Linked DNA regions of Homo sapiens: region 2 is linked to region 1. The links are chromatin loops, found by intact Hi-C in ENCODE. Cell type or tissue: A673. All regions are shown on one strand. Each heading gives the region's core, and the rest is flanking DNA. Links, peaks and the distances in the headings are about the cores only.

Region 1 (2,915 bases), core at 269-2,768:
CAGCCCAGGAGGCCAGTGGCCCGGTCAGGCTCTCAGGGAGCCACATTGCCATCTTTAGTGAGAGCCCAGGAAGCTCAACAGTAACTTCTGTGACAATCAGCTCCGGAGGGCCAAGACTTGATCAGTCCTGACAGCTTCCTAATTTTTGTCCCTGCTTCCACTCGGGACCAACCAGAGAAGGCGAGATACGCCCCCAGGATGCCCGCCTCTCATTAGAGCTGTGGTGTCCCCAGAGCCTGGCCTCCAACAGGGCACAGCTGGGGCTCTGTGTGTTCACGGGAAGCTTCCCTGTTGTGAGCATCTCTGCCTGCCCAGCCCACTCACTGCGGCAAGCCCTGAATAAACAACCTTTGTTTGTCCACACCCGGCGGCCTTTGTTTATTCCACACTTCAAAGCCGGCAGTGGCTGTTCCCCTTGTCCCAGGTGGAACTGGGAGCTATGGGATGACCCACAAGTCCACACCTGGTGACTGTCCAGCTTCATTCCCGGCTCCGGGCCCGCTCTTCTCCCTGGATTGCTCCTGCACTATCTCTCTCTCTTCTTCCTTCCACTCGCCTGTCTTCCTCTCCCCACTCCCTCCGCCTGCCTCTTCCCCGACCCCCATCCAGCTCCTCACTGCCCAGCTTCACCGCCGCTTACCTCTAAGCTTTTACAGAGGTTCACTGCTTTCCGTCTCCTCAGGAAGGCCCAGTGTCAGGTAGGACTCTGCTGTCCTTGGGTTATTGATTAGCCAGCTTGTCTATCCTTTCCTGGGTCTGGTCTCCCAGCGGTTGGCAGCAGGGGCTGAGTCAGCAGCTGTGGTATTACAGCCATGCTCTACTTCCACGAGCAGAGAGCTAAAACTCTGCTCCAGCTGGGCCCCCAAATGCAATGCTGTCCCCAAATGTGTAAGGAATGTTGAACCATGGTCCTCTTCTCTTAGCCATATTTTTGGGACCATTTACCCACCACTGCTCTTGCTATATACATAACCTGTTTTCAGAGAGGGCTGTTTTCATAATTCTTTATCATTTCCAGGGCACCTTTTGATGTGATTGCATTTTCTACTCCAGGCCATAAAAGTTGCAGCAGCATTTAACTCAATTGAGGTAAAAATAATTTGGATAGTTGAACCAGCAAACATTTCAACTATGCAATAGCTTGATTTTATTTAGTGGGATTCAGGAGCCCAAGGCTATGTGAGGGAAGGGTTTGCAGCAGGAGGGAGGGATGAGTCTGCCTTAAGGAGCCCCAGTGCTCAGGAGAGGAGGGGAGGAGCCCCTTCCTGTCTGCACCGCCCAACCTTGACTGCACAGGCAGCCACCCAGTGAGCTCAGCACATTTGGTAACTGAGTGAATGAAAGAACACACCCTGTGTATGGCTTTCACCAGACAAGCCCCCTTTGAAAAGGGCTGTGTCTGCTGGATAGTGGCGGGGCCCATGTGACGTGATTGAGGGCCGCGGTGTGTGAACATGCCCAGTTTACAGCATCATTTCAAAGCCTAGCAGGGCCAACTATGCAAGTGATTGAAAAAGACAGTCAACAAATTCTTGTGGACTTTAATCTTTAAAAATAAATATACTTTTTATCAACCATTTAAAAACTAGGCACCATCACATTAAAGCCACATGAAATCTGTATTATATAATAATTTTGCCCTTTTTTCACTGATCTTTCATTTATTCGCAGAGATTAAATACATACTTGACCCGTAAGGTGGGACGGCATTAAATCCATTCCAGATGCGCTCCCGTTTTCCATCAGGCTTTATGTATTTAACGTTTAGGATCCAGTAACTGTACAGAACCTCGGATTCTGTCATAAGAGGGCTCTGCTATGGTTTGCGTGTGGTTTGTCTCCACCAAAACCTCTGCCAAAATTTGAAATTTGATCCCCAATGTGGTGGTGTTGGGAGGTGGGTCCTGGAGGTTTCTGGGTCATGGGGGCAGAACCCTCATGAATAGACCAACACAGTCCCTCAGAGCTAAGTGAGTTCTCGCTCTGGCGGAATGGCCTAGTTCCCGAGAGAGCAGGTGATTAAAAGAATGGCTTCCTCGGCTTCTGTCTCTTGCTTCTTCTCTCACCATGTGTCTCTTTACACACGCCCGGTCCCCTTCTGCTTTCTACCGTGGGTAGAAGCAGCATAAAGGCCTTATCAGATGCCACTGCCTGTCTAACTTTCCAGCCATGCATATCATGAGCCAAATAAGCCTTTTTTCTTTTTCAATTACCCAGTTCTGTTACAGCAACACAAAATGGACCAAGACAGGCTTTAATTATTCTACAAGCTGGAGCAAGAGGATGTAGAGAGAAAACTTTGCTGGGGTGCCCGCTTATATTCCTGAATTTGATCAGTAATGATACGCTCTGTTTTCTTCAATGATAACGTATGATTTGCTAAAGTAGGTTGGGACATTTTCCCTAATATTATAATTAAATCTTTCACAAATTCTTATAATTTAGAATTCCTGACATATTTTTTACTTTAGCTTAACTTTAATTCTTTATCCTTTCATTTTAGGATAGAAGAGGATAGGATATTTTAGGATAGAAAGGATAAAGAGCAACTTTATCCTGTTATTTTTATTTTTGTTAAAATATTTTTATTGTAAGCATGCTAGAAGTTAGTTCTAAAGACCCCGGAAGTCAAATTCTACATTGTCTACTTTTTAATCACTTGAGAGAGAGGGAAACAGCTCCTCTGTCTTCCAACGCACTTGAAGTCTGCCCCCGTCATCTAATCAATCACACCCCCTCAAATGACAGGCCACGCTCTGCCTTAGTGGGCTTCCTGGTTCATTTCTGCTTCTGTGTGAGTGGTTACAATTATGTCTGTTTAGAGGAAAAATATGCACAGAACATAAGACATTCAGGAGACGAATGTTCACCACAGGGCATCTCCATCCATCCTCTTTCTGCGCGCCTGCCTGGGC
Region 2 (2,915 bases), core at 200-2,699, 55 kb before region 1:
ATCTGCTACAAACCATTCTTCTATTTAAAGCATACTGTATATTTGAGAGGTAGGAAAAACAGTTTATCAAAGATGTAATCCAATATTCACTTACGCAGCTGAATACAACTTGTAGCCTTGAATGACCACTGAGTGATTTTCCTACAACCAACGCAGTGTAGGAGGGTTGGGGCAAGAAGGTGGATTTCTTTTGAATCTGAGAAGCTGTGTGGATTGAGGGCATCACACCTCAGCTCTCAGATGCCCAGAATCACAGGAACACACCATCTGATTCCTCCTTATTCGTGTGGCAGCTACGACAGCTTCAGATGTGCACAGCACAAGCACCGCCCCTAACATTTCCACTGTTATCTGTAAACCATAAAAGCAGAAATGCAACCTGCACATCATGGGCTTACACTCCCAGGCTCCCCAAGCCTGCATCTCAAATACAGCCTCGAATCCAACTTTCAGCCAGAAACATGGAGGTGGAGGAGGGTGAGCCCCATTTCATAGAGGAGAAAATGTAGGCTCAAAGGGTGACACAGAACTGAATCCACTGCTGGATGTCTCCAAAGTCTGTGTTAATTTTTAATAGACCATGTTGCTTCCCAATTAAATCAGAATTACTTCTAGGGAGTTGGTAATTCTCATGTCTGAGCATCAGAGTTGTTCATGTTGCATTGTTACAGTGACACACCTAGGAGATGCACAGGGAAAGCAGTGCATACACATTGGGTGTGTGTAAATTTGTACTCCACTCTATCTGCAAAAAAGGCTCCTGTAAAATATGCACACAATTGTATCCTGAGCCCTGGGCAGTGTGTGAGGTGTAATTGATGCTGTAAAATATTTTTGATAAGGTATTCAGAGTAAGACATTCCATACAGAAAGTCCTGTTACTTTATATTAAGATTCTATAATTCACGGACTGGAGAGATGTTGCTTAAGAGCTGAACATTCTATGGAATTTAAGAGTCTTTGGGAAAGTTATTAATTTGTGAAATGCAGTGCTGTTCTGAAAAGCACAGCTCCAGTTATATACACCAAATTGTGCCTATTCGCTATTTTTTCACTGATGAATGAGGTGAGAATGATCGAAACAAGAATAACTTATTAGAGTTGTCGCTATTACAACTTAGTTTTGAAGTAAAGTGCTGATGCTAGAAAACCTGAGCTCTGTTTCTCACCCATCGCTGGCTCATAAAGACTATCTTAGTGTTATTTGCTCAATGGGGGATTTCCTGCACTGTTTACATAACACTGCGCTTTTATGACGAGCTCTGTAATTATTTTTAGCCACCTTAATGGCTCTCAGAGGAGAGCAAAATCCTGGTGTTCATGGGACAGATGGAGGGTGAGCGCCAGGGAGGTCAGCGGCTCTCGCGCTGCCATTTCTCTGCAAGCTCAGGAAATTAGTTCCAGGGCTGGACTGCATCCAGGGATCGACATCAGCTCTCTGGGCACCGCCCTCACGCCACTGTTGCCTTGCAAAGGGAGGTTGTGAGGCTTTGATAATGCCAGAGAGATGGCTGCTCTGTCAGGGCAATAAAGGCCTGAGGCATAATTGTGGAAAGGGAGCTTTTCAACCCTCGCTGCTGGCTTCGGCTTCCGCAGAGCCACCTGATGCCAAGGAAGAGGGAATTCAGGATTCCCCCCACCCCACCATGTCACGTCACTGTGGACAGCCCTCATCCTGGAGAAAACTGGCTGCCAAGCAACCCCTGCTCCTTGCAGATGTGGGCATGCACCTAGCATTTCCATTGCTATGTAAATCCATATCACAAAGTCCACAGAGTATCCTTGGTGTCAAATATGTCAAGTTTGGAAAATGCCGTTGGGTAATGAAATCAATAAGGTAACAAATAGAAATAAAAATGTATATTGCAGCGCTTAGATCAGACATTTCTAGATAACAATGTTTAAACTGGAAACCTCAAATTGTTGTTAAGTTAGAATAAGCAAACCTCACATAGTTTGTGGTTTTAGGCTAGAAATAATTGCCGCATTAGACCAACAAACAAAGAAAAACATACTTAGAAGTCCCACCAGCCTAGAGCTAAGTAGGTCCTTGAGGTGGGCTTTGACCCGCTGGCTGTGTTTCCTGGGGTGCCTGTGCGTCCTGGGCGGTGGTGAAACCGGCTGCCTTGGTGCCTGGGTGGAGGGTGACTGTGTTCTTACTGACACCATCTGGAGGTCTGATGCCGAAGAGCCCTATGCCTCCCCCAGCCCCCAAAGGCCGTTGATTGGAACTGGCCTCTTTGATGACTGGCGGCTTTTCCTGGGGCTTTGTGGTGGCTTTTAGAAGGATGGTTACTGACTGGTTGGAGGATTATTTTTCTCCTTGCACTAAATTTTTATGAGAAAAAGAATATACAGCAATCTTTGCTGTTCTGCAGCCCCCGCTGGTGATACCTAGGCAAACAGGATCTGGAGTGGACTGCCAGCAAACTCCAACAGACCTGCAGCAGAGGGGCCTGACTGTTAGAAGGAAAACTAACAAACAGAAAGGAAGAGCATCAACAAAAAGGACGTCCACTCAGAAACTCATCCAAAGGCCACCAACATCAAAGACCAAAGGTAGATAAATCCACGGAGATGGGGAGAAACCAGTGCAAAAAGGCTGAAAACTTCAAAAACCAGAATACTTCTTCTCCTCCAAAGGATCACACCTCCTCACCAGCAAGGGAACAAAACTGGACGGAGAATGAGTGTGATGAATTGACAGAAGTAGGCTTCAGGAGGTGGGTAATAGCAAACTCCTCCAAGCTAAAGGGGCATGTTCTAAGGCAATGCAAGGAAGCTAAGAACCTTGAAAAAAGGTGAGAGGAATTGCTAACTGGAATAACCAGCTTAGAGAAGAACACAAATGACCTGATGGAGCTGAAAAACAGCACGAGAACTTCATGAAGCACACACAAGTCTCAACAGCCGAA

What was found. A loop is a pair of places that touch in the nucleus more often than their neighbours do. Peaks named below come from ENCODE experiments on the same cell type or tissue, not always from the same donor. Only the 100,000 strongest peaks of a DNase experiment are listed, where the experiment ranks them.
Region 2: a loop joins it to region 1, with 4 times the contacts of the local background. A loop is called at or near these places in 2 of 110 quality-filtered maps.

The regions. Positions count from the first base shown.
Region 1 is chr6:168,301,437-168,304,351 of GRCh38, forward strand. It overlaps a transcript of DACT2 not described here. Among named protein-coding and RNA genes, the nearest start is that of DACT2, 17 kb to the right of the region's middle. RefSeq lists an enhancer at 1-216 and a silencer at 1,113-1,367. In A673, for the core only: no CTCF peak of the experiment used is centred there; DNase peaks (open chromatin) are centred at 705 and 1,315; H3K4me3 peaks cover 931 bases; H3K27ac peaks cover 2,127 bases.
Region 2 is chr6:168,246,400-168,249,314 of GRCh38, forward strand. The region is part of intron 1 of LOC101929420 (a long non-coding RNA gene); the gene reads left to right. Among named protein-coding and RNA genes, the nearest start is that of DACT2, 72 kb to the right of the region's middle. RefSeq lists an enhancer at 1,498-1,998. In A673, for the core only: no CTCF peak of the experiment used is centred there; a DNase peak (open chromatin) is centred at 1,292; H3K27ac peaks cover 925 bases.